Linked DNA regions of Mus musculus: all the other regions are linked to region 3. A link is a loop called in an ENCODE intact Hi-C map of the cell type or tissue named here. Cell type or tissue: left cerebral cortex. All regions are shown on one strand. Each heading gives the region's core, and the rest is flanking DNA. Links, peaks and the distances in the headings are about the cores only. Region 1 has its middle 29 kb from the start of 1700112M02Rik. Region 2 overlaps Irx2 (Iroquois homeobox 2). Region 3 holds the start of Irx1 (Iroquois homeobox 1). Region 4 holds the start of Irx4 (Iroquois homeobox 4). Region 5 has its middle 250 kb from the start of Gm41000. Region 6 has its middle 170 kb from the start of Gm41000.

Region 1 (5,300 bases), core at 592-4,591, 510 kb before region 3:
GGGGCACGAACTGTGAGACCTTGAATGGGATAATTAGGTTCTATGAGCTTCTACCCACCACTAATATTTTCCAAAATGGTTACACCATTTTGGGGTAACAACTGAGGGTTTGTGGGCAGATATTCAGCCAAGTTATGTGACAGAAACACTGCTTATTTGTGTAGCGGCACAGCCTTTGGGACATTGCTTTGGGGTACATTTCCCTGAGACCTGTGAGGCCCTGTTCTTCACTTGTTGGCTGCCATACTGCACTGAGACTTCCTGTGAGCTATAGTTAGCTATGACCCTGACTTATTTTGAATCGGACATTCTTTGTTATTCTGCTGAGGGTAAAGAGTGATGTGATGAAGCCTTGTCAAGTCTTGTAGTCTCCTCAGTTTCCCTCTTGGCTTAGTCATGATATCCAATGAGAGGAGGTGTCTCTTTTTGCTTCCCTCTTCTAGCTGAAGAAGAGGAGGAAGAGACCAGTATGCTCTATTCTCTCCAAATGAAGTAGCAATTATTCCTATGAGCTGTGTAAAAAATGTTGAGATACTTTTAAGAAAAATCTTGAACTTGAACAAATAGTCTCTGCATCCAGAGCCTGTCCTTGCCTCTGCCTTACTTACACTGAAGTGGTCATGGCCTCTGAGTCTGATTCTGCAACTGTGTCTTTAAACACCCTTCGTACCTCCCTCAGATAACCTGTACTGCTGACAGAATCTGAGATGGGTGGCTTTTCTCATCATAGCATCTAGAATAGCCTCAATGTATACATGGCAGCACACACTCTTCCTGCAAGAGCTACAGAGGAAGTCAGAACCCTGGGTTTCTTTGCAGACCCTCTTCTCTTTTGCATCTCAGGTACGTATTTACCTACAGAAATCATAACAAAGGCATTGTTTGTCTCAAAAGAATGAGTGTATGGTGAGGGAAATGTAATGTTTGTTTGGATTTTTGCAGACTTTCAGCAGGTCCAAGAACCTGGGGGATTTTTTTTCTTCCTTCTTTTCTTTCCTTCTTCCTTTCTTTCTTTCTTTCTTTTTTTTTTAAAGAACTTCTCTGAGTTTAAAATAGAAAGTCACTTTTACAACTATGAAAAATAGGGTTCCCTGCCTACTAAGGAGCATGATTAAACCTCCTGCAGCTTCCATAAAACACTTTATTTAGCTGCTCTTTGCATTTTGAATGCCGTCATTCTTTAGGGGCATAATTTGTTTGTGGAAAATATATTTTTGCTTTATATTGGGTTTTATACATTGTTTTTTATAGACCTTTAATTGCACGAATTTCTGTACAAATTGGTCGGGGCCTCTGCATATAGTTCTCTCTCTCTCACTAGTTCTCTCTCTCTCTCTCTCTCTCTCTCTCTCTCTCTCTCTCTCTCTCTCTCATTGTTGTCCAGAATCTGTGAACAAACACCACATTTTATTACAAGTCATTCTTGGAACACATGAACTTCTTTTATAATCACACATCTATGAATCTGTATAGGCGGGGCCAGAGAGATGGCTCAGTAGTTAAACATGTCTACTGCTATTGTACAAGCAAGTCCTTCGGTACCCAGAATCCATGTTGAATGGCTCACAACATGGGATGCTGTGCTCCTGGGGCCACACTCTGGCCTCTGGTAAGTACTACCTGCTACAGACAGGAAGCTGTGGGGCAGCAGCTCCTCCCCTCTACAGTGCAAATGCAGGTCTCCACAGTTAGAAGCACTCTTGGCCAGTGCTATCCTGTAGGGAGGTAAGGGAAAGGCCAATTTTCACCCATGGCCTGAAGGGCAGGGGAAAGTGTGAACGTGTGGAGTGAAACACCCATGTCTGCCCTGCACGGTCACAAGAGGCCCATCTCGCCTTACTGCATTGCTCTGATTGGGGCACAGGTCCAGCTTAGATTAAAGGGTGACAAAGGTGCACAGAATTATGTGCTTCAAAGCCCAACAGAACGTGGAAAATCAGTTGGTTCTACTTTTAAATATCTTCCTGTGTCTCTTTGTTTGAGACTGGCTTGAACCTTCCCTCTTGGGACAGGACACTTAGCTGTGTTTTACACACACACACACACACACACACACACACACACACACACCTGCTTTAGCCTGGCTTGCTCAACACTAACAGATTGGTGTGGTAGCATCACGTCTGGCTTTGGGCTCAGAGGCTGGCAAGTTTCTGTTACAAGCATCCACACAGACCACACATTTCTTTGAAACAGCTTCTCCTTTTTGTCTTTCTTGACTGTGAGAACCTGATTTCCGGTTACAAGCCGGGCACAGCTTAGCTGTAGGGTAGTAGAGGCCAGGATCCTGCCTTGTTGGGAGAGCCAACAACCAAGACTTACCTGCTCTGTTTCAGGGACTGCCAGGCATCTGCAAATACTCCCAAAAAATTCTCTAGGAAGGCAGAGGGAGGAGGAGCGCCCGCGTCGGGGCCGCATTTGCGCATGTCGGCCTGTAGGGGGTGCAAGCGCTCCACTGCGGCCCTGCGGACGCCTGCGTGCAGGGTCAGACCCCACGCTGAATAGGCCTTTATCATGGAACAGAGCCGGCTTTCTAAGGATCCAGCCTTTAAGAAAGGGATCAAATCAGCATGCGTTTTGACAGTGTAAGCTGCAGTCTTCAACTCAAAGCCCTGAGCGAGAACTCAGAGAAGGAGGGAGCCCTTCCTCAACCGTGAAATACCGTCCAAATTCCCCAGCGCTGCATCTGCAGGATCATTCCAGTAGATTCCAAGAGCAGTGGCTCCCCAGCCACGCATTCACAAGCCGGCTGCTTTTTGCAAGTGGAGGAAACACAGCCAGAGGCTGCATCTTTGGAAAAGAGCTGCTTCAAGATCTCTGGGAATGTGGGATCGTCCTGTTTTTCATCGGGTCAGAGAGGGAGGGACTGGGTTTTTTTGAGTCCCTACTTAAAATGACTAAGCGAGTTCTCTATGGTGAGAACCCTTTAGAAGGTCCACTGTAAGTCTCCATCCTAGCAAGCCAGCTCAGAAGCTAGAAAGCCATTTTGGGGCCACACCCTGGTCTCCAGAGTGGACTCCCAGGATGCTGGGAGTCTGCAGGGGCAGAGTCCAGGTTCACCTAACGCAAGTGGTCAGTGGTGCGTGGCTGATACCCGCATAAGAGGCCGCTGGCCCGTGGGCCACCTCTGCTCCTCCTGGACCCTCCATTCAGACGCCATTACTCAGCACATTTGAAGAGCGGGTACTTGAATAAGAGCACTTAAGAAAATGAAGGAAGGCTTTATCTACTCTTGTCTCAAATAACCAGGCAGAGGGGATTACCGTTAGAGAGGACGGAACAAAAGCAGAAAAATCATTTGTGGTGATAGAAATGGGAACTTAAGCAAAGACTCTTAACGTATGCTTCTATCAGATCCTCAAATTAACTTTATTGTTAGGAAAGAAAGGAAAAAAAAACCCCACCATTTAAGAACAGCCTTTCCACAGGGAAGTCATGAGGTGGGGGGGTGGATGGGTGGGGGAGGGGGAGTGTGTGTGTGTGGGGGGGGGCACGCAGTCCAAGAGAACGTTTGGAAGCCACTGAGACTGGTACTTGAGACTGAGGGGTAACAGTTTCCCAGCACTAAAGGGGTGTGCTTTGAAGCTGTCTTAGCACTGGGGGATTTTCATGGAGATCATGTAAACATACTGCAAATTTTTATTTTCAGAGTTTTCCAGGTTGTAGTGCCAGAAAGACCTGCACAGCAGCACACTGCTAATACGGTTGCTAAGTGCGCCAGAGCACCTGGATGTTTTGGAAATGTAGATATCAAAGTAAAAGCAAAGACAAAGACGATGGCAAAGTGTAATGTTTTAGGTCGCCTGGTTCCCTTGCTTTCTTCTACTTACTGTAATCTTGTCCATTGGTTTCCGAACAGAGAGATGATTACAGAGGGAAAGCATGGCCTCCAGGATCCCTGTGTTCACAGGGGCTTCTGAGCTCTGATGGCCCGACCAAGGGCTCTCTGCCTACATGTCCACCTTCATAGGAAAATGACCCTGATATCCAGCCACGGACTGACACTGAGAGCCCCGCGCCCCACCACAGAACCTTCTTTATATTTCTCATAATCTACGGAGCATTGATCCTCTGGGGACTCCGTACATCATACTGACATTCTTTTCTCAAGCTAATGGTTTGTTTTATTATCTGAGAAGTGTCTCTGTTGAACTGTTATTTTAACCCCACTGTGACCGTGGAATTGCATTTCATCCAGAAGCCAGCAGAGGCAAAACCCCAGCGACCCGCTGGTTCAGGGTGGACACTGGAAGCACGCCCCAGAGAATGAAAAATAGGTTTGCATCTTCCTGCCAGACTTTCCTAATTCCACCTCTTTCAATCCAGTGTTTAAATACATTTCTGTCCCTTTGAACTCTTCGGTGACTGAGAATAACATGGGTATATCTAGAATGGATTCTCTTGGGAGTTGAAATCGATTTTTAGGTTTCCTTTTTTCTTTTCTTTTTTTTTTTGTTAATTTATTTATTTTATTTTTTTATTGGTTATTTATTGACATTTCAAATGTTATCTCCTTCCCAGTTTCCCATTCACTAAACCTCTATCTCCTCCCCCTCCCCCTGCTTCTATGAGGGTGCTCCCCCACCTGCCTACCCACTCCTACCTCAGCACCCTAGCATGTCCCTACCCTGGGTCATAGAGCCTGTACAGGACCAAGGGCATCCCCTCCCAGTGATGCCTGATAAAGCAATCCTCTGCTACGTATCCAGCTGGAGCCATGGGTGCCCCCATGTGTACTCTTTGGCTGGGTTTTCTAAGCATTAGTCTTTTGACTTGTCTTCATTTTTTTTTTTTTTTTGTTGTTAGTTTGCTCTTTTCATACTTACGTGTTTTTTTGTTTTGTTTTGTTTTTGTTTTGTTTTTTGTTTGTTTGTTTGTTTGTTTGTTTTACCTTAGGAAGACTGAGTATTCAGGTATTCCCTTAGCATCTCAGAATGGATCCTGCCAATATCTAAGGAAGAAGTAGGATTAAACATTCCTTTTTCTGAATTTACCTTCAAATGTATGAAATGTTGTGGTGAGATATTTTACCTGATCTCATAAGAAGAATACTAATTAAATAAAAAAAGAGAGAGGGGGGGAATACAGATAAAACAATCATAGAAACACAATTTCTGACTCTATTTCTATTGATGGTTCCCTTTGGTAAAGCCCAGCGCTAGGCACCATGGCACAGACAAGATGAAGTCACCATAACTCGCTAGAGATTATCTGGGAACTAGCAGCTCCAGATGCATCCTTCAGTTGCTGGCAGTGATCAGCTCCTAAAGGAATAATTCATAAAAGTTTGCAAATATTTC
Region 2 (5,300 bases), core at 490-4,489, 670 kb after region 3:
GCGAGGATGAGGACGAGGACGAGGGAGATGCTTCCAGAAGCAAGGAGGAGAGTTCAGACAAGGCACAGGATGGCACAGAGACCTCTGCGGAGGACGAAGGTGAGCGGGGCAGCGGTCAGTGCGAAGGCTCAGGGAGCTTTCTTCCCAGGCGGGCAGTGGTAAGGGCGGACACTACGCACCTGTCACGCGGGGTCCCGGGCCTAGAAAATGGATTTGGGTTGGAGAGTCCCCGGGCTCTGTAGAGATGCTGGGCCGCATTTAATGCTGCCTCGGGGTGAGGTGCAGGGTCGTGGGAAGGCCGGTGCTGAATGTTGGGAGGATGGGGGTGCGGGTGCCCCTGCTGGCCCAGCTTTTCGCCCACCGTATCGCGTCCCCTCAGGGATCAGTCTACACGTCGACTCGCTCACGGACCACTCGTGCTCAGCGGAGTCAGATGGGGAAAAATTGCCCTGCCGCGCCGGGGATGCCTTGTGCGAATCAGGCTCAGAGTGTAAGGACAAGTTTGAGGACCTGGAGGACGAGGAGGACGAGGAAGACGAGTGCGAGCGGGACCTGGCGCCACCCAAGCCCGTAACCTCCTCGCCTCTCACCGGCGTGGAGGCACCCCTGCTGAGCCCGGCGCCCGAAGCCGCGCCGCGCGGTGGCAGCGGTGGCAAGACGCCCCTAGGCAGCCGGACGTCGCCAGGAGCGCCGCCGCCCGCCAGCAAACCCAAGCTGTGGTCGCTGGCCGAGATAGCCACGTCGGACCTCAAGCAACCAAGCTTGGGCCCGGGTTGCGGGCCTCCGGGGCTGCCTGCTGCCGCCGCGCCTGCCTCGACTGGGGCCCCTCCGGGAGGCTCGCCCTACTCTGCTTCGCCCCTGCTGGGCCGCCACCTCTATTACACGTCCCCTTTCTATGGCAACTACACAAACTACGGGAACTTAAACGCAGCGCTGCAAGGCCAGGGCCTTCTGCGGTACAATACCGCGGCCTCCTCACCAGGCGAGACACTGCACGCCATGCCCAAGGCGGCCAGCGACACGGGCAAGGCGGGCTCGCATTCACTGGAGTCCCACTACAGGCCTCCGGGCGGCGGCTACGAGCCCAAGAAAGGTAGGCTGCCTGAGGCCCGCGGGGAGGGATTCTGGTAGTCAGAACTAGCCAGAAACCTGGGAAAGGGCGCCGGGAATGTGAGACCTTTGGACCAACTTAGCCTCTTGTCAGACCCAGAATTTGGGAGGCCAGTGTGGGGAGACCCGTTGAAGAGTGAAGGCAAAAAGGGCTAGCCCTCCTTTTTCGGTCTATCCTGCTTTATTTACTCTTTATTTAATTTACTGTTAATATTATCAAGTAACTATTTTGTTTTGGCAAACTTACTGGCAGGAAGTGTGATCTGTGCTTGTCTCCCTGGTGGGTGTAGTCTTTCTTCTGTGGTGTTGGTTAAAAATGGAGCTTAGTGGGATTCTGTCTGCCTTTGGCTCAAGGAAAGCACAGGTTCCTGGGAACTCTCGGAGGCCTAATTTTCTTACACTACCTCCATTGTTTCTAACTCTGCATCCCCGAGACTGGGGCTCGAGGAGAGGAAGAAAGGAAGGAGAAGGAGGGAGCATAAATAACGTGGATCTTAGATGCCCCGGGAGTATGTGTCCCTTGCAGGGATAAGAGCTGGGAGGTGCTTAGCTGCCAGGGGCTGTAGCCTGTCCTCACTAACTGCCCCTCCCCTGACAGATACCAGTGAGGGCTGTGCAGTTGTTGGTGCAGGCGTCCAGACCTACCTATAGGAGGGCCAAGGTCAGCAGTGCAAGTAAGTGGGTTCCCTCTGCATCCTCTAGCCCCCAAGTCCTTGTCCTGTGCAGTGTGGTGTGGTTTTGCTGGAGAATAGAGTATTGGCTTTCTTCTAGCCTCTTTGCCTTCTGTGTTATAGTTTTTTTTTCTTTTCTGCTCAAGTCCTGCTTTGTAGAATCACTTCTCTAAACAGAACACACACACACACACACACAACCACTGTGTTGTTGGTTGATGATGGTGGTTTCAAAGATTTGGGCATCTCTGTGTGCTTCAAAACTCTTTTAGACACATAAAGGACACCTTGTCTGATGAGTGAGTTGTGCAGAAAAGTGGGTATTTTGCCTGAAATGGATATTGCTTTCAGAATAAGACTAAAAAGACACCAGCAGGCCTGGTCTTTCATGGGCCTGCTACTTGGTGTTCAGTATCCACATGGACACTGTGGACTCTAGTTCTAGCCCAGAGCTGTTACAAAAATTTAAAACTAGACAACATTACTAGTTCTAGCCACTAAAGATGGCAAAGAGGCAGAGCCAGTAGACACAAGCTTGAATGTTGTGATGTGTTGACATGGAACTGAAGAATTTGGGATAATTTGGTCTTTTCCTTGGTCCACAGGTAGGTGTCACAATTGCTTTGGAAAAAAAAGTCAGGAGGCTATTCTCCCTTCCCAAGTTCATAAATACACAGATACAAACCCCAGATGTGGAAACCCGGACCACATTTTGTGCCACTGTATAAGAGGATGCACACTGCACTGCCAACCCACAGACTCTAAGGACTGGACACACGTTGTTTGGGCATATGAGAACTTGTTGTCATAGTATAGCTTCCCTATGTTTGTGTGACTTTTGGAAACAATCTGTTTTTTCTCAGGATATCCTCATCACTTCATTGCCACGGTATATATTCTATAGGTGTGATAGGACTTGCTGTAAAATTTATTTGTAAAAAAAAATGTACACGGTAGAACTAACGTGATTGAAGAACTTGAGTCCTTCAGAAGTGGAAACAAATTTGATATTTATTTTTATAATGATATAAAGCTTCTAGTAATTTATGCAAGTTGTATTGCAATGAAATCTAAAACTTTTGTAAATAAATTCTGCCTGGTTTTTATTTGAACATTGCTGGTTATACAATCTCTGTTGGTTGTTTAACATCAGTTCTCCTATTAATTTATATCTAAAACTGTAAATAAAAACAGACGCGCCTACAAGAAAATGGTGTTTGGGGCTCATTTTTACTGGAGACCCATTTGGGTAGAAGCTCCAGCGGTAGCCCTGGTTCCTGCCCCAAAGGTGGTCCTACCTCACCTTTTAAGTGAAGAGCCAGTGAAATAAACGTCCTTCTTGAGCTTATTTGAAAAACTGCAGACCTGAGAGAAATTAATGTACAACAGGGAGATACCTACGGTTCCAGTTTATTCACATAGAAATGTGTTTCCAGAAAGTAATTCAGGTTTTTTTTTGTTCTCTGAATATGCAAATCCCTACTTAGTGTAAATTTCTAAAACATGGAAGAAAACAAAATAAAAGGATATGCCACCTCTCTGCTTTTCATCTTCTTTTGTGGTGCTGGATCGGGTCCTCCCACTGATACTGGAGAGTCCTCCCCCAGGGAATGACTGATGGGGACACTTGTTTTCCTCAGCCTGCAGTATCTCAGTTGACATAGATCAAGCACATTTACTGAAGAACCCTTTACTTTTTCTTTCTGTTCAGCTCCCACTAACAGGAGGGGGCGGGAAGTTAGATTCTTTACTGTGGCACTCTGCTTACCCTTACCCTCAGGGAAAAGAAAAGTTTAAACATCCTCAGACATTGTCTCTTTATTGTCTACTCACCTCCTAATTACAGGACCAGCCTGGAATTTGCAGCCAAATAGCCCAGCCCCTTTGATTAGTATCATAAAAGCAACCACTCTGTCACTTCAGCTTTTCTCAAATTATGTAGATACCCATATAATAAAATTTCGGTGAAGAAACGAACAATCATTTATTTCCTCTGCAAAGATAAATTGAGTGAATATAACTTACGTTTATAAAGCAAGAATAATGGCTCCTTAGATTGCCCTTTAATCAATCATACACTTATTTTTCAAGAGGCTCACCTATTTCATCCCATGATTAATAACAGTGCGGCAGGGGAGCGTTATTGGAGCCCAGCGGGGGAGGTCTCTGGTGCTTTGGGCTGCTCTGGAATGGTCAGTTGGGGTTCATTATGGGCTGAGATTGAACGATTTATAAAATCTTGTCTAAACATCTGCCAGCTCCGATAGGCTGATGTGGCTGAGGATGGGAAATTGTAGGCCAGTTGCTATTGACAAAAGGATCTCTCTCCAGTGGCTTTTTGTGCCATAGAAATTAGTGGCCTCTTGCTGGGGTCTTGTTAGAAAGGGTATTGGAAAGTCATCTGAGGTACTTGAAGCAAAGCCCCAGCAGGCTGGCCTGGGGAGGCACTAAGTCGGGTGCCTATGGAGGGGGAAATGAAGGCCGCTTGGGCTTTAGGGATGGGTTTGAAATGCATGGGCACTCAGGGTTCAGACCTAAAGTCAGTTTCTGGTATCTGGTATGAGATACTTTTCTCTCCTCCCCTCCCTGCCTCCCTGGGTTGGGAATGGAGATGTTTTGAGCTGAGCTCTTGAGGTAAAAAGAGAAGATTATATATATATATGCAAATTAATTAATTCAACAGAGACCCTTGCTAGTCTGGGAGATTCCTGGGTTGGGGAGTCAGAGGGTAGTCTCGTTGTCTTTTTGTTGTTTGTTTCAGTTTCTTAGGATTTGCAGAGATAACCATCTCTCCTTCCAGATCCACTTTATGCTGCAGTACAGCAGTAACAAATGGCCTGGCCCTCCTGGCCCTTCTCTATTGGTGTAGGCCATGTTCACAAATCAGCAGAGAACTAAAAGGGCAGAGTGGCAGTATCTCTGTCACATGTAACGTTGTGACTTGAGTCTTTTGAAAATTTTAGGAGGGAGGTAGGAAAATTAACAAGATCTAACAAACAAAATGCCCAAGATAACTCTAATGAACAGGCATCATTTTAGGCAGAAGTTTGGCTATAGTGTGACTGCCAAGCCCAAATGTCCTTCTTGCATGTGCCCAGAATTAGAAAGCTGGCAGTGTGACCAAAGTGGATCTCAGGAAATTTTTCTTACCTGGACTTACTGGGTCCCTTTTGCAGCAAAAGGGCTCCAGACCTTCACCCGGTTCCAGAAGGCTGGCGTGTTTTGTTTCTCTCTGTGACATCCCAGAGGCCTCAGGAGATTAGCCAAAGCTAATGAAGCTGCTTTGATGTTTATATGCCCAACAAATTATCAGAGATTTCCATAGCTTACCCACCTCCCTCCCGACCTGAATATCTTACTGGAGAACTTGATTTTTAAATAAGCTCGAGGAACATAAAATTGCAGGTGTGTTTAGGGGGACTAAAGAGAGGGAGAGAGGGAGGGAGGAAGGGAGGGAGGGAGGGAGGGAGGGAGGGAGAGAGAAGAGAAGAGAAGAGAAGAGAAGAGAAGAGAAGAGAA
Region 3 (5,300 bases), core at 424-4,423:
TATCCAGAAGATAGCAGGGCAGCAGGGGGCTGCCTTCCAAAAACCAGTGCCCGCCTCGCAATTTGCTAGCGGCCTCAAGTTTAAGCAGCCCGACCTTTCCGTTAAACCAAGGAAAAGTGATCATTCGGAAGGACAGACAGGCCAATACTCCTGTGGAGAATTAAATTTAAACACACACCCCCATCTGACACCCACTGGGACAGGAGATCGGAGAGCACCATTTATTTTAAGCTCTGGGACACTGTTCCTTTAACTCTCCCTTATGTAACACGGGAAGAAAAGTGCTTTTCTTTCGGCTCAAATGAAAAGTTTGGCAACTTACGAAAGTAAAGGCAAACACCGTTTCGGAAGCCAGAATTTATGTCAACTTAGTATTTCTTAGCCCCGATTCCTATGGTCCCTACACACTCCATTAAGAGACCTCTCTGCTCTGCTGATGTCTATTGTTTGTTGGGATGTTTTTGATCGACTCCGCTAGGTTTAACCGGTTCCTTTTGGCAAAGTCTAGGGCAACTATCTCTGCTCTGCCAAAGAGGGAGAAGGAAGGTCTTCTGGGCCCAAGGGAAAGCTCTTGCGGCGCTCAGGCGAGGCCGGCCGCCAGGTTAGGGCAGTGTTAGTAAAGCGGCCCTGGCTGAGGGGGCCCGGCGGGCCTGCCCTGTCGCACTGGAGGAGCCTGGCGGTTTTGCCCGGGACCTCCAGAGCCTGCCGCGGTCTCAGGCCTTCTCTGGAGGCTTCTCTCCACTAGCGCGCAACCCGCTTTTCGACTCCGGTCTCCAACCTCCCAAGACCACAGTGGTCACTGCCTGGGCCTCTGGGCACTCCCGAGTCCCCAGGGAAAGAGGTCTCCGCCACCGGATTCCCTCTGCAGGACCCTTCTCGTTCCTTTCCCAGACACTGCCTGCGGATCCTCTGTTTCTCTGTTGGGCCAGCCGCTCCCGATGTCCCCAGGCGCGGTGATCTCCCGTGGGTGCGGGCCAGGAGGACGCGCGGGAGGCGGGAGCACTCACCATCTGCGAGAAGAGGCTGAGGTCCGCGGCATAGGGCAAGAAGGCGCTGTAGTTGGGTGCGCCCGCGTACGGTCCCGCCGCGGCATACATGCCTAGCACCGAGGTGACCGCGGCCGCTCCCGCGCCCGCTCCCAGCTCCGCAGTCCCGGGACGGCCCGACGAGGCGGCGGCCGCAGCAGCCGCGGCCGCAGCCAGCACCCCAGGGCGCTCTCCACCATAGGCGCCCGGGCCCGCGGCGCTTAGGTATTGCGGGTAGCCCAGCTGCGGGAAGGACATGTCCGCGGGCTCGGTGGTGGCGGAGGGCAACACTAACTGCGCGGGCAAGAAGACCGGCTGGCGATCCGAGGAGGCGCGACTCGGGGGCTGCGGGCCGCGGGCCGGGCGCGCTCCGGCCGGCCCGGGGGCGGGGGCCGCTCGCTGTTCCTCGGCCCAGTGCTCGCTGGCGGCGCCCGGCTCCCGGCTGCGCCCGTATCCGAGATCGCGCGCCGACTGCGGCGGCCGCCCTCCGCTCGGCGGCGGGGCTCTCAGACACAATTTGAAGTTGATGCTTTGATTGGCATCCCCTTGAGCACAGGCCCCGCCCCTGGCTCCCCTCCCGCCCCCTCCCTGCCTCCAGCCCGCCCTCGCTGGCCGCTCCCGCCCCTCACGGCGAGCACGTGGTGCCCCGCGCCCGCCGGGCCACCTCCTCCTCCGGTGGGCGCGCACGGCCCGTCTGCTGGTGTGGGTCCGGAGGCCGCAGGCTCCTTCCCAACCAGCCCCCGCGGCTTTTGACAACCTGTCGACACCGGTTTACAGCTGTCTGACACCCGGTTTTGCAACGGAGATCTGTTCCCCCATCCCCTTTTAACAAAAGCAACTCGGGGATTGCGTTTCTACAGCTGGGGTGGCAGGGAAAGAGGCCTGGGGCCAGGGGACAGTCTATAGCGAACAGCCTTTCCTCTGTGGCTGGCTCTGCAGCACCTCCATGGGACATATTTGGCTGAAGTGTTCAGATAAATCTACGCGTGGCTTGACACCTCGGATACAGGGTGCGTCGTCTCTCTGGCCCCACTTGGTATCAACAGATACTCTGGAAATTGCTGCCCCCCCCCCCTTGCACTTGGAGAATCGGGTTGTGGCCGGCCGCGCTCTGTCAGCTTCTCCAAATATAAAAACTTTTAAAATGGGCAAGCCAGCTGAGAGGTCGCTGCCTAGCGGAGGAGAGCTCCTAGAGGGTGGGGGAAAGAATTGTAGGAGGGGAAGGACCTTCGCAAGGTAAAAGAACTGGCAAATCTTGCCCACAGTCATCTACCACCCTCTTCCAGTTTGGGAGAAGCCTGAAAGGCCTGGGCTCCTGCGTTTGTCCACTAGGTGTGCAGACGCGGAGAGTCAACACGAGTGGAGCTCAGGTACCTGAGGTGGCGCTGCGACTAGCCAGTCCAACAGGACAGGACAGCCGCCAGTCCCCTGTCTTTGAGTCTCCCACGACACCCCCCCCCCCCATCCCCGCCCAATTCCTATCTCAAACGCTGGGAAAATAAGAACCAGGCAATTTGAAAGCCAGGGGCCTGGCTGCTCTGTTCTCAGGGCAGACTTGAAATGCTCATTCCTCTCTCCTCTCTCAATCAGTGCGGCTGACCAGAGAAAGATGCTTCTGCTCATGGTGCCCTAGATTGGTATTGGAAGTGCAGAACCAAAATGTCCAGAGACTCCTAGTGCCTCGTTTCTTGCTGCTGTCTATAATGTGGCAGAGGCTTGAGTGTGTCACATCACACGGTGCTGGTGGAGCTTCACCTTCAGGGTCTAATTTCAGACTCAGAGAATTAAGGGGTACAGTGACAGGTTTGACAGAGAGCCCCAACATGCATACTGGAATGCTGCTGTCCAGGGCCATTGGGACCCTGGACACCAGCTAAGGCACACTTGCTTGCCTGGTGTCTCCTGCAACATCAGGAAGTCCTCACTTATAGGTCTTGAAATCAGATACTAAACCTTGCCTGTAATTAGGCACAATACAGCTCTTAAAAGTAGTTACTAATTACTAGTGGGAAAATCAGGTAATCTTCATTTTCTCTGCTCTGGGTTGGATCTTCTCACTTAATCAGGCTGTTTCCTCCATCTGACCCTGCCTACTTCATGACCCCAACACCCCTTGGAATGTCAGGACCTGCTTTCCTGCTTGGATTTAGTCTGGAGGGTACCCCAAGGGAACCCCCAGAGTTCTAGCTTCTGAAGCTCCTAATTGTGACCTCTTCTTGGTTCCCAGCTATTCAGTCATCTTGTAACCAGAATCTTGGGACCCTTATCTTACATCCTCCAAACAAACAAACCACTGCAGGGAAGTTCTGGAGAAGAGCGGTCTGACCATTGTTCTGGCTCAGTGAACCCAGGACTCACTTCAGATGACAGGTAAATTCAGGAAAGATAAGCCCTGAGCTGTTACCTCAGAGAAGGAGGGAGGAAGTCAGTCCAAATACATCTCCCTACCAGTATGTAGTGGCAGAGGGGTTACCGCTTGTCATTACTCCCACAACTGTCTGCTTGAGTTGCAGGTGTTGGGCCTCCTGCCTTAGGTCTATTAGACTTATTTGGAAAGGGTTTGGGAAAGAATTGAGAATTGGGGACACTTTGTCCTCACACCCACTGGCCCACCATTGCTACTTCTCGCTCTATGTAGGTCTCCTGCACCAAAGACAGGAAATGGGTGGAAACTGCAAGATAATTCCAGAGGATCCAGCTGGGCAATTTTGGTAACTTCCCTTGAGGACTGGGTAGCAGCAAGGGTGTGGACTCAGTTGGGGAGGTGTGGGCAAGTTGGCTGTTCTTTGCCACACATCAGGGATGCAAGAAAGATACCTGAGCTTAAACCCAGTTCTGGAAGGTGCTAGCGGAGACTATGGGTCCTTCTCTCTTTCTCAGTGGCTCCTAACCCCAAGCTTGAACCTCTAGGGGTGGGGAGCAACAGGGAGGTGTAGAGAGCAATGTGAGGAACAAAGGAGAGTCATAAAATGACCCACAAACCTGCAGCTGGTGGGGATACCCTAGCAGAAGCAGAAACTCCTGTCTCTAACTGCTGAGAAGCAGCCCCTTTGCCCAATATTTAACATACAGTGAAAACTTGGGATCAAGATGTTGATGGCTCCTGTAATATGCCAGAAGAAGTGATCCAGGTCTGTCTGGAAACTCTATAGGAGTCTTGAGTTAACAACCTTGTGGGGGGGGGGGCACACTTCATTGCCAGTTTTGGACAGAGTGGAGCAATACAGAATAAGGAGTCCTCTGTGAAGGTCATGGAGTTTGCTTACCCACACCACCATAACCCATGGATCCCTCCACCAGGAATATCTTCTGAACCATAAGCAGCCTTCCCTGCATGGGGATAGTGAGAGACTCTGCCAAGAGAGTATTTCCTAGGAGTCAACCCAGGGACTGTCAAGGAAAAGCAAGCAGTAGAAATTCAGACCTAGGAATCTGTAAAAGGTGGGCCAAGCCTCTACCTAGTGGACTCCCTGGTCAGGTCTGGTAGCCCCAAAGCTGTGAAACAAGCACAAAGCTAAGGACTGCTGGGACTCTCTGGCAGGTCAACTGAACTTGGGCTCCACCCTTTTGAGGCAGAAGTGAATGTTTGTGGAACAAGGAGGAGAAGATGGGCACTCACTGGGGAAGAGGGAGTGAGGGTGGGAGCTCTTAAGGTTTACCCCAGGATCAAGTTGGTTTTTAAGGGGATCTTAAGGTATGACGGAAGCTTGTTCTTTGGGGACACTTTTCTACAGGAGAGAACGTTGGGTTTTAGTGCTGCCTTCCCAGAGTCTTATTGTTGGTGGGTAGTCTCTGCTTCCTCTCACTGCCCTTCTCACAGGGATTTAATTAGTTAAGGTTGCTATCAGTCAAGCTAGCTTACAATTTTGTTTCTTCAAAAATCACCACCCACTGATTGCCAGAGCATGCTGTGGGGGGGCACTGCCAGGGTCTGAAATTATTTTAGGAATATCTAGGTGGTGGCTTCATTATCAGAGCAGAAAAGCCCCTAGGGTGCAACTAAGGGGAATAGGTCTCTAGGGATGGGGACAGCAGCGCCCGAGCCTGGGCTAACCTGGCCAAAGCTACAGGGACTTCCACAGGACTTGTGTCCCTGATTTACATCTCTTGTTAAGTATATTTAGGACTTTGCAACTTTCTCCAGTAGGGCCAGATTACAGCCCAGCCTGCTGCCATCCTCAGGCAACTATCTATTGGTCCCCAGTGTATCAAATGCTGAGAATCACAAGAGAGATTGTAGCTGCAACCTTAACCCTCCTGGTGGCATCTCAGTGG
Region 4 (5,300 bases), core at 562-4,561, 1.3 Mb after region 3:
AAAGCGTTAATGGGCGGCCGGGTGGGAGCAACTCGCTCGCTCGCCCACGTCACGCCGGTGCGGGCTCGGCTGACGACCGCGGCGCCTGGGGACGCCGGCGCGCTCTGCTCTCCAGGTGCTCCGCCTGGAAATGTCTCCATTAGTTGTCGCTTGCTCCCCGCCGGAGCGCGCGCGCCCAGCGGCCGCGCAGAGCCCTAGCGGGCAGCCAGGAGTGGCCCGGCGCCACTGCAGGTAGGCAAGGTCCCCACGCCCGCCCCCTCCCGGGGTTCCGAGACCCCTCCCCCCCTTTCGAGGAGGCGGAGGAGGCAGAGGCTCCGCGCGGCCGCCGAGGGGCGCGGGCGGCGGAGGCGGCGGCGGCAGCGGCGGCGGTGACTCCCCGGTGCGTCCCGGGCTGCGCGCTGCTCCCGGAGGCCCTGGCGCCTAAGCGGCGCGGGCCGGCTCTTTCCTGGCGCAGGTAAGAAATTGTTTCTGCTGCTCAAACTTTGCGAGGATCGCTCTTGCGCCGGAGGGGACAAAGTTTGCTTCTAGCGGATAGAGGCTTTGGAGGTCGCTGCATTTGATGCAAGTTTTTGGTAAGCGGATGGGAAGGACCCGGCATCCGGGTACGGGATGCTCGGGTCCCCGCGGACCGTGTTGGCTTGCGAGGGATAGAACAGCTTGTGCTGTTGGACCCCCTGAGTGCGCTCCTTCCTTCCTTTGGCGGCGCCGAACGAACGAACGTTCCGTGGGGGTGCAGTAGGAGAGCTGAGGAAGAGAGGGCCAGAAAGGAGGGCATTGGGGGAAGCAAACGGGAATTTCAACGCGTGTCCCAGCAGCTCACCCCACTGGCTGAGGAAAGGGAGCAGTGGTTGACTGCTAAAGAATGATCTGAGGCAAGGGGAGGGTGCCCGCACCACGCAGCATCTCTGGCACCTAGGGCGTCTTTCTGAGCCTACACCAGTTGAGTGTCCAAAGTGGACCCAGGCATCCCAAGCTCCGGCCTAGCCTCAGACAAAAAGGCTCTTTCTTGGTGCCTGGCTTCTGTTTTGGCCTTGTGTTGTACTCAACTTCTCTCTGGGATAGAATAAGCTCCCACGGAGCTCTTGGTGTAGCTAAAAAGTGCTCCGAGGATCACTCTGGAGAGCCGGGACTTAGGTGGTGGCAGGAATATCAAGGCCAGATCCGCCTTCCTACAAGCTCTCACCAGTTCTGTGGCCATTATCAACCCTAGACTCCCAATTCTTGGGGCTAACTGCTCCCTGCTCCACCCCTTTGGTATCTGATCAGGCCTTCGGTCTCTGATCTCTTGAAGCCCTCTCCAAAGGTGATCAGTTGCCCACACTGCAGGAAGCCAAGTGGTCTGGCTACTGCTAAATGGTGGTTTATATTTAGGGGCCCTAAGAGTTTCTAGTCACAGCATGAAGCATCTATGCAAGATTGTTTTAGCTGAAGGTCCCTGAGATTCTGGGACTCCTGTCTGTTCTTAGAGAGCCCTGTGCCTCTACTCAAGGCTTGGTCTTTGAAGAAGGCACCCTTATATCTGCAGCAAGGATGGCCTGAAGAATATCTCATTTGGTAAGAGAGCTTCAGCCAGGTAGCAGTTTGTCAGCAAGATGTCGAGGTGGGTGCTGGCCAGTAGCAGGACTGGCCAGTAGGGACTGAGTGAAGACAGAATAGTTCAGTGGAGTCCTGACTAGCCCCTGCATGGGGTAGATGAGGTGTGGAATGTGAGTCTGCATCTTCGGGGACACAGTGGAGTCCAGTGCTCCTGGCTCCTAGGCCCAGGCCCAGGGACAGGGTAACTAGGGATAACAACAACATCTGGAGCCTGGAAGCTCTGACTGGAAGGCAGACCAGAATGCTGCTGCATTGAGGACCCAAGGAACACCCTGAGACTCCTTCCCCAGAGAGGGACTCCAGCTACCATACAGGAGTCCACTAAGGAGAAAAGTGGAAATCCTCAGGATTAACATTCCAAACCCAACCCCAGGAGTCCAGGGGAAGAAAACTGAGAATGTTCATTCTGGGTGCACTGCTTGCTGCCAGCTGAGTGCCACACACAGGCCTGGTCTTCCTTCTCCTTCCCAACCAGTCTGTGCTTACCACAGAGTCCCCAAAGCCTGGGCCTCAGGAACGAAGGGACAAAAAGGCCCCTCACTGAGGTACACCAGTCTACTGCTGGGTTCCTGCTTCCTACGTTCCTCTACCTCCATTTACAGAGCCCCTCCTCTGCCTGCGCTTCATCGTCAAAAGAAAGCAAGTTGTTTGTAAACAATAAATAATGAAAGTAGTCGTCGTCGGATGTTCAGCCAAAGCCTCAGTAAAGCCTGAAAACTGAAAGAAGCTAGAAGCGGGTTGGGGGAGGGGAAGAAGCAGGAAGAGGGAGAGGCTGAGATTCATTTCTACTCGAGAAGCCCCGGTGGCTAGTTTCTTATTATTTACAGGGAGGAGGTATTAGCAATTCAGGTGAGAAAGAAATAAACACAGCTTGCCATGAAATCAATACAGAATTCAAAAACAATTATTAATGTCATTCGACTCGTGTTCTTTATATATATCTCTCCCGGCTACCAACGCTAAACTGCCTGAATAATTTGCATGGGGCAGCTATTCATTATTTGCGATGGTTTCCTTCTTTGCAAGCAGTTCGGACGTGGCCGGCTGCGGTCCAGCGCGATCGGAGAACTCGTATTTTCATCTGTAAATTAAAGCAATTACGCAGCAGATATTATATGATGTGTACTGCGGTCTCCAGATAGTCATCCATCACTTTCAACCAAGCTGTCAGGGCCGGCAGATTTCGTTTCTGGGAGGCAGCCTTGCAGCTGGGGAGAGGGCGCGAACGTCATCATTAATTAGAGGGTGGCCCTGGGGCGATTCGCAGGTCTGAACCCAGGAATCTTTAGGAGCAAGTCTGCACAGCTCCGCGATGAGCGGCTCTGCTGCTGGCGGAGCGCGAAAGGCTGGCCTGGCAGGCCAAAAGAAGTAGGGGCGAGCCAGGCTCTGGGAAGATCGCGGCATGAAAGCCCTGAGAATTCGGGGTGCCCTGGTACACCAAACTCCGCGCACAGACCGCTCATCTCCGCTTTGACCTCGGGGCAATATCTCAGGGCCCAGATTAGCGCAAGAAGTCTTGAGAGGCTACTGGGCCTCTCTCGCAGAGCACCTTACACTCCGGGCTAGAAGCTATGTGAAGCAGACCAAAGGGTGCCAGGACTAGGCGCCCAACGCCCCTTTCCCTGCACCTAACCCTGCTGCTCCCTAGGATCAAGGAGCCTACGGGAAGAGCCCCGGGCCTAGTTTGGAAATGTGCTCTTCCCAGCGAGCAGCGGCGTCTGGCAGTCTCTGTCTTAGCCTTGGGATGCGGAAGGCCACAGAGGGCGACCAGAAGAGGGAGGGGAGAGGAAATGAAGTGAAGCCAGACGGAGCAGTGGCATGACCTGGAGTGAAGGGGGAGGGGCAGTTTCCAGGGACAGTGAGCTGCCCAGAATGGCACACTCAACCGGTAATAGACCCGGGAAGCCCCGCAGTACCTGGCTTCACCGATCCTGAAAGTGCAGGACTCCAGGGAGGGCGTGGGAGACATGCACACACATCTGAAATTACGTCGCCATCTGAATGCGGGCTCTCCTGTGGTGGCAGTTGGTTCTAAAACTCTGCTTGGTGCAGAGTAGAAACTGCTGAGAGGCATTGCTGAGATTCTTCTAAATCTAGGTGGTGAAGAAGTGTGCAGAGGCACGCTGTCCCATTCTCAGCGCGAGGGGCCCGCCGGGTTTGCAGGGCCCATGTCCTTCCTCCCTGGGCGCAATGCAGCGAGGGCAGCGGGCGGCTGCAGCCAGCGCCCGGCTAATTTAACTGTTGATTACATCTTCACTGAAGACTCACTCGTGTGTCCCTTCATAGGTCTCATTTGTAATTGAGACTAATGATTACAGTGGGGTGTGAAGGAGCAGCTGCTCGTTAATTAATTTCTAATTAAAAGTGCCTTCCGTCCTCCGTGACTAAGGAGAAACACCGTTCGTCGGGGCGATATTGACTCCTTGGATGGAGTTCATTTGTTAAAGCTCGATGGCCCTCAGCCCTGCTATCGCAGACATGGATCGTCTGTGCCCCGCCCGGCCAGCATCCCTGTGACCTGTCTGAGGCCAGGCCAAGCCACAGAGTGGGCTGACGTCAACGCTTCTGTCGCTTAAAGCCGCGCACATCTGACTTGACAGACTCAGTTTTTTGTTTTGTTTTGTTTTTGTTGTTGCTGTTGCTGTTCTGTTTTGCAAAATATGTATTTCTATCATCGCAGCGAGGCCAGTCGGTCCCAGAGCCCTGTGAAGTGTTCAGACTTGGAAACTAAGAGAATCGCTAAGAGAAAGGTCACTCACTTACTTACCTGGTTAGGAAAGTTTGAGCAGCATATGGGTGAACTAACCACCTCTTGCTCTGTCCTCCCAGAGCCTAGGATCCTACAACTCCGGAGCAGTGCCCACGCTGTGCACAGGACCCCAACGGCCCCTCAGACCTTCTTAGGCCGCACCCGCCATGTCCTACCCGCAGTTTGGATACCCCTATTCCTCTGCTCCTCAGGTAAAGGGACTCCTACAACGGTCTGACAACGGGGATGGGAGAGGGAAGAGCCACCACTAGATGTCATTTCCCACATAAGCATGTCCTTGACTGGCTGGCCCTTATACTGAACAAACATGACTTGTGTGGAAGGAGGATTAGGGGAGCTAGTAAAATCCTGTTAGTGGATCTGAATTCCCTCTTGTTTAACCCTTCAAACTGTACCCTGGGGGACCCTAGCAAACACTTGGGCCAGACATGCTTGTTGAGAAGGCACACAGGACCTTGGAATTCCCATGGAGGATTTGAAAAGCTGGCTGGACCCCCACACGTGGCCAAAGAAAGTGAGGCCTAAGCGTGGCCAAAGAAAGCGGCTGATGGGGGAAAAATTCATGTCTGTCATAGGTAGCAGGAGGCCCCTAGAGACACGTGAGGTCCTTGAGGGTCCAGCGCCCTAGTCTCTGTCCCCTTGCCCACTCTACGATTCCTCCCACCACAGTTCCTGATGACCACCAACTCCCTGAGCACGTGCTGCGAGTCGGGCGGCCGCACACTGGCTGATTCCGGGCCTGCAGCCTCGGCACAGGCGCCCGTCTACTGCCCTGTCTACGAGAGCCGGCTGCTGGCCACTGCACGCCACGAACTCAATTCTGCCGCCGCGCTCGGCGTCTACGGGAGCCCCTATGGCAGCTCGCAGGGCTATGGCAACTACGTGACCTATGGCTCTGAGGCATCTGCTTTCTACTCTCTGGTAAGGGGACAAA
Region 5 (5,300 bases), core at 904-4,903, 320 kb after region 3:
CTAGCGAGACATTTGGGGTCCTGGTCACACTTGTGTCCTTGTGTTGTGGTTAAGAACATGAGATCAGGACTCAGGGTTGTGAGTGACTGAGGAGCCATAAAACAGACCCCAAAGCACACATTGCCTGGGATTGCTGAAAATCCCAGGCCAGGGATGGCTTCAGGTTGGGTACAGTGAGTTGGTGGGAGACCTATCCAGGTTTCGTTTTTTCTGACCGGGTGGATAACCACTGTACGCCTCTCCTGCAGCAATCCCCTCCACTGGAATGAGACCTTCCAGAGAGACAATGTGCTTCTTTGAATTGACTCAAGTCTGGGAAGGAGGAACACACCTGGGTTCCATGACCTCCAATCACTTCCAAGAGTTAGGGTTAGGCCATGTTCTCTGAGTATGGAGTAATCAACACACGACCAGAAGACTCTATTGACAGAGGAAAGGGAAAATATCCACAAGGCCTGTCTCCTTCCTCACAAAAGGGACACCCACAAGTGGTAAAAGATTCTATGTAAAGATACTGGAGCCACAGTAGACTTTTGCCTTCAGAGGAAGCTGCATCTTTTGCTTGCTGGTTCTTCAGGTGAGGGACAGGTGATGTGAGATCCTGTGCCTCTTAGAGTAGACACAAGCAATGGGCCTGTCTATCCAGATCTTGGTCTTATTGTACACATAGGCAATAAAACCTGACAAAGGTGATGAGATACTTTCACATAGAGCCAAGGTCTCACTACTAGCAGATCTTCCTGATCACTGAGACATTTGCATAAAGAAGTTTGACTCATAACATAAAGCACCCTGGTCTGTCCTGGGTAGCAATTCTGTGGCCATGAACATTGCCCAGTAGATTGTCAATCAGGTGCCACAATTGTCCTTGGAGGAACAAGCATAAGACTAAGGCTGAGACATGTCTTGGAGTAGATGCTAAGACAAGCAGCTAGGGATGGGCACAGGACACAGCTGCGTGATAAGGCCCTGAGATATTTTGTACTAGGAGAGGTGTGGTTGTTTGAATAAGAACAACCTCCTAGGGTCATATATTTGAATGCTTAGTCATCAGGGAGTGGTACTACTTGAGAAGGATTCGGAGGTGTGGCCTTGTTGGAGGAGTTTCTTCACTGTGGGGATGGCCTTTGAGGTTCAAAGGCCCAGGCCAGGTCCAGAGGCTCTGTCCTCCTGCTGCCTGAGGATCCTGATATAGAACACTCAGCTCCTTCTCAAGCACTATGTCTGCCTGAATGCTGCTGTGCTCCCCCCACCACGATGATAATGGACTACATGTCTGAACCTGTCAGCCAGCCCCAATTAAATGTTTCCTTGACAGGAGTCGTTGTGATCACGGTCATTTCACAGCAATAGAACAGTGACCAAGACAAAGAGCAAGAGTCAGCAGAGAACCACGTCTTAAGGATGGCCCCTGCCATGCCCTCCTCCCCTGGTCTTTCTGGCTTCAGCCCAGTGGTCTGCAGTGGCTCAGGAGATTCATAGTGTGCTCCTTGCCCTGCAGATCCAGGACTCCTCAGCCCTGATCTTCTGGCTCCCTTGGAGCTATCAGGAAGATGCTCAGTTTCTCATCAGGGGATCTGCAAAATTCTCATCCTAAGGATTTTGCTTTAAACTGTAACATGGTCTTAAAACAATCAGGTGACAACTGTGCCTCTTTTCTCTCAGGAGTGTACAAGATTAATTTTATAAAATCAAATTCATTTTATGTTGTTATGGTTTTTTTTCCTGCTTTTTTTTAAAAAATGTATCTCAGTGTAACATTAGTTTGTATGCCAGTGTATTTGAGATGAATGCATCCTCACAGGAGACAGAAAACACTACACCAAGATGTTTCTAAAAGGACAGCACAGGGGCCCCGTGTGCTGTTTACAGCAACTAAGACAGAGGAGGCGCCTGACACAGCTATTTATTGAGTGATAGTAAATGTAAACCACAATATTAAATTAAGGTGAAATTGCAGTTGGTAGGATTAGAAAGACAAAAGCTGTGTTATCAAAGCCATAATTATTTAAAACTTGATTCCACCATAAATCCAGGACTCTTATGCAGAGGCAGCTTTCCGTGGGTCTCACCCCTCCTGTGGAGTCTGGCCAGCGCCATTTAGAGTCCTTTGTCTGGAGGATGACAATCCATCCTCATCAAAATCACACTCACAAAACCGAGACAATTAAACATCTCTCTGTACAAGTGTCTCAGAATGTCACGTACACACTCCTACGAAGGCCTGTCCTCTATGACCAAAGAGAGCAACCCGTGTGAACCAGAGGAAGGGAACAGAATTGTTAAGCAACCCTTTGCATTTTAAGCAACACTTAATTAGAAACACACTTTAACCACCAAAATGATAAAAATCCAAGAGATTAAAATTTGAGTGTCAATTATCATAAAATTCATCATTGTAATTCTTATTAAAACTCACTGTTTAGATAGGTAATGATTTTATAATATGCCAATTTGCATAAGGAGCCTTGAGATGGCTTATTATTTCGATTCCACACAATTACAATGCCAGCCCCATACATCAGAGCTCTCAGCAATGTAAAACCATGGCGCTAATTAATAAGCCATTTACTGACTGCAGCTAGTTACCGCGGTCCTGCAGCTGACCTCGAGAAGACGAGCCATCTCTGAAGTGCCTGTGTGTAACTACAAACATAATGGCGTGCCAGGAGGGAATCATTAAAAATAATTTACACAAGCCTTCATTTACAAGATCTTTTGATAGCACGCTTCCCCGGTGTTTAGATCCGCAGTGCAACCCCGACCATTTGGGAAGGGCCAAGCGGGGGAGTGAAGGAGGGTACCTAAGTGGTTAATTAAGAGCCATTCGGACGCCACAAGAGTCCCCTGAAAAATCCCTCTGATGTCTGCTGTGTCAAATGTCTCTCACAGGAAAAGCCACCAGGGGCAGCAGCCATCGAGGGCTAATTACTGGGGACAGGAGCAGCTGAGAATGGTCGTCATGGGGCTCCTGCCCAGAGCACCCAAAGCTCAGAATTGAGCGCAGCAATCTTTTGTGTGGCTGGACTGGCAGGTGAGCCATGAAGAGGGCTTGGAACAAGCAGGTACCTGGACCAGTGGCTGGGAGTGCTTCCTACCATCCATCCCTGCCCAGCCCATGAAGCCTGGAGCTGGGCACATGCCTGCCGGGAGCACACTAGCACCCAGAAAGCAGCCTAAAGAGCACAGACTCCCTCCGTCCGTCCTTTCTTAAAGGAAATCAAGAGGCCACAGTAACAAGCATTTTTAAACCTCCTATCTCAGCAGAGAAAAACAGCCAAGTGCTCAAGTATTTCACTGGGTAGGGGAGGAGGAGCTATAAGGAATATTAGCATATAAAACATTTCTTCAAGACTTCTATGACTTAACATTTGAGGAAGCAGGAATATTAGCAGAATTCACAGATCGTTGAGAGAAAGTTTTAAGAGCAGAACACAGGATGAAGAGATGATGTGGTTAGACAAATCTAAAATGATCTGCCTTAGAAAAACAGACCAATCTAAAGCTCATATTAAAAAGATGGCATGGGGGGGGGGGTGAGAATGGAAGCCCTGAGCCTTGAGAATAAGCAGACAACAGTAAGCAGGAACCAGGACCTAGACAAGTTTGCCATGTGAGAACCGAACATCCTCACCCTCTTTTTAACATAGCTCAAAGCACCTGTCCCCACCATATTTGGTTCAAGAAATTACTTTTAAAAAAATATATTTTTTCCTCTGATTTGAGGTAAATGTTGGACTCGAAATGGTGCTGATGCGAAAGGTTAATAAACACACAAGGGTTTGGTGGCAAGGCTGTGGGCAATCTACCTCAGCACTGGGGGTCCTAGCCATGCATTCAAAAGCAACATATTTGTCACAACCAAGGAAACCCAGGTCTCTTGAGCCTTTTATGGTAAGGAAATAAAAGACATGTTGTTCCCGTCTTTAAATAAATGGGTGTGAGTTTCCCATGCTGAACTCAAAGGCCCGGCTGCCCTGAATGCGCGAGAGGTTTATGCATGTCGTGAACTGCTGAGAATGCTGTGCAGGGATGAGTTCAGACACTTAACTGCAGAACTTTTATTGTAATCCCAGTCTTTTAACACTGGCTTTTGCCATGGAGAAGAGCTTCGAACATAAAGCATCCTTTGAAGTCCAGACAGTAGCAAGACAAAAGGCGAAGAGACAAAAATCAGCCTGAGGATGGGTGCTAGCAGAGCCTCCCTTTTGGGGAGCGTTTCCTGCGTGCCCCTCCCTCCCGCAAGGCCTGCTGGGTGCGATAGGTATGATTATTTCTTATCAGCGTGTGTATGGATGATTGGAGGTTAGCTATATGTCTGCCTGAAGCAAGGCAGAGCTACCTAGGGCAAGATCGCACCTAGCTTTGTGGAATCAGGTACAGCTAATGCCGAGAAGAGGAGACGCCATGCATCCCAAGATGCTCTTGGTTGAGTGCTGCCTCCCAACCCACAGGAGAACCAAACTGCATGGGCAGCCATGAGCGTAGCGTTTGTGACACGCTCTAATTGACACCAGTCTTTTCTGGCATCTGCCTCCCAGCATTCTCCTTGAGAGAGAAAGGTGGGTCCCAGGTGGGCACACAGCAAACTTCTTGATGCAAGAAAACCCGGTAGAAGTCACTTCACACACCTGACTGGCTTGCGGCACCCAAAAACAGAAGCAAATGGCGTGCTGATTAAGAGTAATGCAAACAAGAAATGGAAACTTAGATATTAGAAGCCGTGTCAGCTCATATGAATAATTTTAATTAAGATGATTCCCAAACCAGTGGTACCCTTAAGCCATGTGTCCTCGGAGAAAAAGACGTTCACAATTTTAAAAGTTACGTAATGTTTGCTTCAAAAACCAAATAAAATATTCAACACACTAAAGGTTTCCCTTCAATCCTATCCTCCTGCTCTTTCGCATTTGTGGTTAAAATTTTATTTTCAAGCTGTTTGAGAAACAGTATCAAAAGCTCTTGCAGGTCATATGGCTAGCAGCACCCCGGGAAGGTCATCATATCTGTAACCCATGTACACTGAACCCCTTTTTGGGCATTTTTAATTATACAGAAAAAAACATTATTTAATGTGTAACATAGCAGTCTGTGGAAGCCCAGGCAAAATGAGAGTGATGATTCTCTTAATTCACTGAGGACCTTACAGTTGGGAAAGGTCAGTTTGCTAATGGTCAGTGTATTTTTAACAATTATTACTCATTACATCCTCAAGTATGAAAGCAAAATGAAGACGACCTGGCACAGAGACACTCAGATCTGCATTTGTATGGCCCAGAAGGAAATTCCACACAGATGTG
Region 6 (5,300 bases), core at 801-4,800, 410 kb after region 3:
CAGATACCTGGAGATCTCCTTGCTGGGCTGTTTTATTCTAAAATGCTACCCTTTGTGTGGGAGAGCTAGAAGGGAACTGCATTCCTTCTTGTGGGTGATGGTGAAGGTCCTAAGTCAAAAAAGTCAGCGGCATAGACTTTAAGACCTGGGAGTCCAGTTTGAGGCCCCCTTGGTACAGCTCAGTCTTGAGTTTTTCCAACCTTAGAATTTCCTTTCTTGGCAGAGCCCTCTTCCTTCCATGTACTTCCTTATGTGAGGTCAGTACGGGGATTCAGGACATCTCCATGCCATCTCCTGTCCCTAACCTGTCCCTTCCCCCTACACAAGCTTTGGCAGGGCCAGGTAGAGAGCTGGTAGAAATGACAGGATAGGATGGAAACATACCCACTCTGGGGCCAGAACCTCGATTCCTGTCAACTGACCACAGTAGGCACCCTGAGAAATGAGTGTTACTGCACAAAAGTGCCTGTAGAGACACCCATGTCCCAAGTGTGGGTACCCTACCTCAACACCAAGAGTTGCCTTTAGGAAGGTCCTCGTTGCTAGAAAAGAGCAAGATGTCAAGCTCATCGCTCTGCTGCATGCTCTTCTTCCCCCCCCCCCCAAGAGTTGGCCACAATGGTGATGCTTCAGACTTCCCAGTAAGTCTGAATGTACTGCATTGCATGTCGGACCTCAGGTACTGAGGAGCTAATCTACTGTAGAGAAATGGGATAGAAGATCCATACTGGCTTCACAAGACTACCACAACCTACTGGTAGAACCAACCTCACTGCCATTTTTTTGAGTCTCAGGGAAACCATGTTTCTCTATGAGTGGGTTCATACCACCTGTAGTACAAGGATGTGAAAAATGAAGCCCCAGCAAGAGAGCATCACAGCCTCTGCACTGAGATGCCTTCTCTTGTTCCTCTTCCCTCTCAGCAGTGTCTGCTGAGGAAAAGAAAATTCTGAGGTGACCTAAAACTTAACAAAAACCCTGACCTCACAGAGCCCCTGGCACATAGTTCTGCCAGTCACAAAGCCACAGAGCTTCCCACCAGGAAGGCGCACAGATTCCACATTACGGTTATTAATCAGGATCAATCAAGATGAAAGTATATAGTTGGGCTTCGTGTGTCTTATCTAACCATTTTTATTAGATTTTTCTGTAAGATCTATGGCCGTGTCTTATAGTCATTTTGATTAATTGTTCCCATAATTTAAAGATTAATGGTAGTTGCCTGTTAGATGTACACATGGCGACTCCCCGGCAGTTTGCTTGCGTGCCTTTGAGAGCATTCTTTTTTTGTTTATTGAACATGCTCATGCAGGGTCTTTAGAAGTCCATGTTTGAGTACGCACCTCTTAATATGCTGTCAGAGTTGGCTTGTCAGAAGAGAGTGAAAGTTCTCTGTGAGGCCCACAGAAGCTGATCTGAATTCAGCAGTCCTCTGGAGTTTGTCTCAGATGAAAACCAGAAAGGGCCTGGAGCTACCACCTGTGAGGCGTGGAAGGGATCAAGCACCTGACAGCGTGTGATTTATTAATATTTATGTTTAGAAATATTTACATGGAATTGAAAGAAATTCCAGGCAAGTCCCATCAGGACAACGAATCATTATGAAGGACACATAAATCGCAGACGTGAGAAGCGGCTTAATTATAGAGAAAGAGAGAGAGGATGGCCAGTGACCCTGGTTTCCATCAGAGTCACATGGATGGATCCTCTGTCTCAAGTATGTATGTGTTGGGAGGGGGGGTGGTTGTCACATTTTACCTTGCAGCAAGAAAATGGTTTCTATTTTCTTGGGATATAGAGGAAGAACGATCTGGCCCCAGGGATGTGCCTTTTCCTCCAAGATTTTGTATAAAACCCTTGTTGTGATCTCAATATCTGCACTGCAAGTGCTGGTCTCTTATTCAGCTATGCTGCTATCCTTGACCTCCAGAGAGATCAGGGCTGTGGATGACAGAATCCCCTGGCCCCTATTCCCAGGATGCTCTTTGGCTGCTGCAGTGGTAGAGGGTTGAGTCTGACACAGGAAGGTGGAGGGCAGGCAGCTCCTCTCCTCCCACACACCTAGGTGGAAGACTGTGTGGGTGAACCCCTGAGGGGACAGAGAATATCACGGGAAGCTGAGTGGTACTGCAGTGGTGCCAAGAGGCCCAGAGACAGCAAAGACACCTGCCTGTCCTGAGCAAGAGACTTTAGGTCCTTCATGTCCTAGGTCCCTAGAAACCCCTGAGGGCAGACAAGAGCACAGCCAATCCCAGCAAGGCACAGACCCCTGCAAAATCTGTAGGTATGCCTTCTCCCCGGGGCACTGGCACAGCAGGGATTACTCTAGAGTGGGTATACAGGGCCCCGAGGACTGTCAACCTCTGACCACAGAGTGCTGACATGCGAGTCTCCATACCCTTCCCTCTGTCTGTGTTCCTCTCTCTTGCCTTTGCTACATGGAGTGTTCTCTATGGAACAAGTCTTCTCCATAGAACTCCTCTCTGCTGTCCTCTGGCCTAGTTTCTGCAAGAGAAGAAACCAACTCAGTGGCAGCTCCGTCCTAGAGGTCAGAAGCCAGCCCATAGTGTTTCTCAAGGAAGAACTCCAGGCACACTCCAATGATGGCCAGCAGAGGGCACTAGATAGAATTCAGTGCTATCACCCCCCCCCCCTCCATCTACCCCTATGCTGTCACCCATGACAGAGGTGGTAGGCCACCTCCATTCCATGGCAGGAAGCCATGAGGTGATGCCTCTCAGCTATGTGTAGACAGTTATATGGGGCTGGAAGTCTCTTCCCTTCTTTCCTCCCTCTTTCAGGGGTTGGGAGGCCATTTTCCCAGCTTCCTGTGACACCTGAGATGCGCCTGCACATGAGATTTCACCTCCTTAACAACGCTTTAGAAAGAGATATCATCTTCCAGACCAATTCAGTCTGGTAAGTGTATGGCAGATTCCAGCATCCACAGAGAAACTCTCTGATGGCAGAAAGGCAGATTTTCCCCCATTGTTCTTGGAACTTAGATGAGAAGGCAGTCCCTTTCACGGTGTTTATGTATTTTGGTTAATGTCACTCCCTTTATACTGGTAGCCTGAGGCTGTTTCAACAATGAGGCATAGTTTTACAAATTGTGGCAAAAGTTCCCAGAGGTGGCAAGCAACGAGAAGCCAGGCTTTCTATTGCAGTGTGTTCTTACTTGTTAGAAGACCCAGAACCCCAGTCACACATGGTCCCCCAGCAGGGTTCTTTGGGAACTATCAGGGGTCCCACCAGTAGAGTAAACCTGCCAGTCTTTCAGAACTTCTGGCCTGGCCAGCTCCTCTCTTCTCACTTGTCACAGCTCCCTCTTCCCACTCAAGAGTAACTAGACGGCCCTTCCTCCCTTCACACTCTGCCCCGGGCTTGCTCCCAGATAACCGGTGCTGCTGTGAGCACTGATAACCAGAGGGGACTGAGAGCCTTCCCAAAATAGAACCAGGCTCCCAAGCCCTCCGTGTGAGTCACTTGAGGCAAAATCTGCTGCAAAAAGTGGATAATCTCCCTTGCCACCTCACCTGTCAAGGACTCTCAAGAGGGCTGAGCACACTTCCTCCTGAATACCACGTGGCCAAAGAGGCCCTCTGAGTAGCCAGCAGTGGAGCTTTAGAGAACTCTAGGGATGTCCAGCTTAAGAAGCCATTGCTCACCTGTGTCCAACCACAGCAAGGAAAGAGAAAGCCAAGTGTGGAGAGGAGGGCTAGATCAATTTAGTTCTGTTCCCAACGGGAGGTTACAACTTACACATCAAAGTAGCACTGACCTGTTGTGGCTTTCAATGATTCCCAAGAGGTAGATGGCTTCTGCTGTCTGTGGTGGGTCAGCCCTCCTTCAGATATTTGCAAGTCTTACAGTCGCAAAGCTCCTGGCTCCATTTCTCCTCTGCAGGGTCAGGAAGGTAGGTTCCACATGTCTCCTGAGCTGTAGACTCATCCTGAAACTTTGTTCAAATCTTTGTCCTTGACAAGGGAACCAAAGCAAAGGGCAAAATGTGGAAAGCCCTTTGGTCAGAATCAAATGCAGAAGGCTTTATGCCAAATGTTGTCTCGAAGGGACACTTAGGGGCCTCTTCAGCCAGCTTCCTTCTTTCCAGACCTCAAATGGAATTTGGACACTCTGAGGTTTCCATTCGTTAGTCTCCTTTACTGACTGAGTGTGACTAGGAATGGTGACAGGTCTCGTGGGATGAGAGACTCGGGTCCCATCATGGCACACTTCAGCACGTTTTTGTTGTATATCTACAAATGGAGTGCTGTTTTTAACCTGTGGACAGAAGCACAGTGGCTCTCTCTACCTGTGCAGCATGCAGCATGTTTTCTTCTGTTTTTTGGTAACTTGGGGTTCCAGCTCTTCCACCATGCACAATAGGGGTAGCAGGGAAAAGCACCTGTCTTGTTATATGGCTTTGAAGGAATGTCACAGGATTATGGTCATGCATAGATAGGTGTAGGATCATTTCTGACTGAGATAGAAGACCAGGAAAGGATAGAAGACATAGAGAGGTATGATGTCCTATGTGACAGCAAGAAGAAAACTAACAGAGCAGCTTGGCTGGACAGCAGCACCTGAGAAGCAACTGCAGTGATAGATTCTGAAGGGAAAATCTAACCTGTGGACCTTTAAGTGCTCTGAGCAAAGGCAGAGAAGAGCCAGGCAAGCAGTCTGGGGGACTCATGTTTCTTCTGTACCTATTTTGTGCTCTCCCCTACGTGAGGAAGACTAACTGCTTTTCTCACTGCCCTGACAAAATACCTGGAAAATGTGGCTTAAAGAAGACAAGATTTATTTTTGCTTACAGTTCGAGAGTGCAACCCATCAAGGAAGAGAGTCAAGGCAGCAGGTAGTAGCTGGTCACACTGCACCCACATCTGGGAAGCTGAGAGAGAAGAGTGCTGGCCCTCCACACTCCTTTCCCTTATTCTTTAACACAGGACTACCATGTATGCTCCACCCCATATTTCCTGTAGGTTTCTCCTCTCAATTAATCCAATCTAGAAACTCCTTCACAAATATCCTTGTCTGCTAGATGACTCTAGGTCTTGTAAGTTGACAGTGTCAGCCTTGACAGTAAATAAACAAGGTGCCTACAACAGACTGACTTCATTTCCATAAAACAAAACAAAAAGAAAAGACCTCATAAAATTTGTTTTCTAGGCAGGGTAGTGGGCAGAGGCATGAGAGAAGGGAAAGCAGACTGGGTATAAGGAGGGAGTCAGCAAAAATAAAAAATCTAGAACCAGGTTGGAGCCATGTCTTTCAACCTGGTCTGAGGGAGGATTTAA

Evidence for each region. Peaks named below come from ENCODE experiments on the same cell type or tissue, not always from the same donor. Only the 100,000 strongest peaks of a DNase experiment are listed, where the experiment ranks them.
Region 1: it touches region 3 in a loop (5-fold over the local background); 17 of 42 quality-filtered maps call a loop at or near these places.
Region 2: it touches region 3 in a loop (11-fold over the local background); 20 of 42 quality-filtered maps call a loop at or near these places.
Region 4: a loop joins it to region 3, with 5 times the contacts of the local background. A loop is called at or near these places in 9 of 42 quality-filtered maps.
Region 5: it touches region 3 in a loop (5-fold over the local background); 7 of 42 quality-filtered maps call a loop at or near these places.
Region 6: it touches region 3 in a loop (2.2-fold over the local background); 2 of 42 quality-filtered maps call a loop at or near these places.

The regions. Positions count from the first base shown.
Region 1 is chr13:71,456,146-71,461,445 of GRCm38, forward strand. No RefSeq gene overlaps it. Among named protein-coding and RNA genes, the nearest start is that of 1700112M02Rik, 29 kb to the right of the region's middle. In left cerebral cortex, for the core only: a CTCF peak has its summit at 2,446 (motif pointing right); a DNase peak (open chromatin) is centred at 2,576.
Region 2 is chr13:72,630,878-72,636,177 of GRCm38, forward strand. It overlaps Irx2 (Iroquois homeobox 2), which reads left to right. Exons shown (of 5, transcript NM_010574.4): 2 at 1-99; 3 at 380-1,093; 4 at 1,709-1,784; 5 at 2,387-3,319. The coding sequence ends at 1,761. Among named protein-coding and RNA genes, the nearest start is that of Irx2, 4.7 kb to the left of the region's middle. In left cerebral cortex, for the core only: a CTCF peak has its summit at 2,400; DNase peaks (open chromatin) are centred at 944 and 1,088.
Region 3 is chr13:71,962,206-71,967,505 of GRCm38, forward strand. Irx1 (Iroquois homeobox 1) reads right to left here and starts at 1,518. Exons shown (of 4, transcript NM_010573.2): 1 at 1,008-1,518. The coding sequence starts at 1,283. In left cerebral cortex, for the core only: a CTCF peak has its summit at 2,363; a DNase peak (open chromatin) is centred at 508.
Region 4 is chr13:73,260,423-73,265,722 of GRCm38, forward strand. It overlaps Irx4 (Iroquois homeobox 4), which reads left to right and starts at 75. Exons shown (of 6, transcript NM_018885.2): 1 at 75-454; 2 at 4,426-4,557; 3 at 5,036-5,287. The coding sequence starts at 4,513. In left cerebral cortex, for the core only: no CTCF peak of the experiment used is centred there; no DNase peak of the experiment used is centred there.
Region 5 is chr13:72,286,383-72,291,682 of GRCm38, forward strand. No RefSeq gene overlaps it. Among named protein-coding and RNA genes, the nearest start is that of Gm41000, 250 kb to the right of the region's middle. In left cerebral cortex, for the core only: a CTCF peak has its summit at 2,906; no DNase peak of the experiment used is centred there.
Region 6 is chr13:72,367,724-72,373,023 of GRCm38, forward strand. No RefSeq gene overlaps it. Among named protein-coding and RNA genes, the nearest start is that of Gm41000, 170 kb to the right of the region's middle. In left cerebral cortex, for the core only: a CTCF peak has its summit at 2,597 (motif pointing right); no DNase peak of the experiment used is centred there.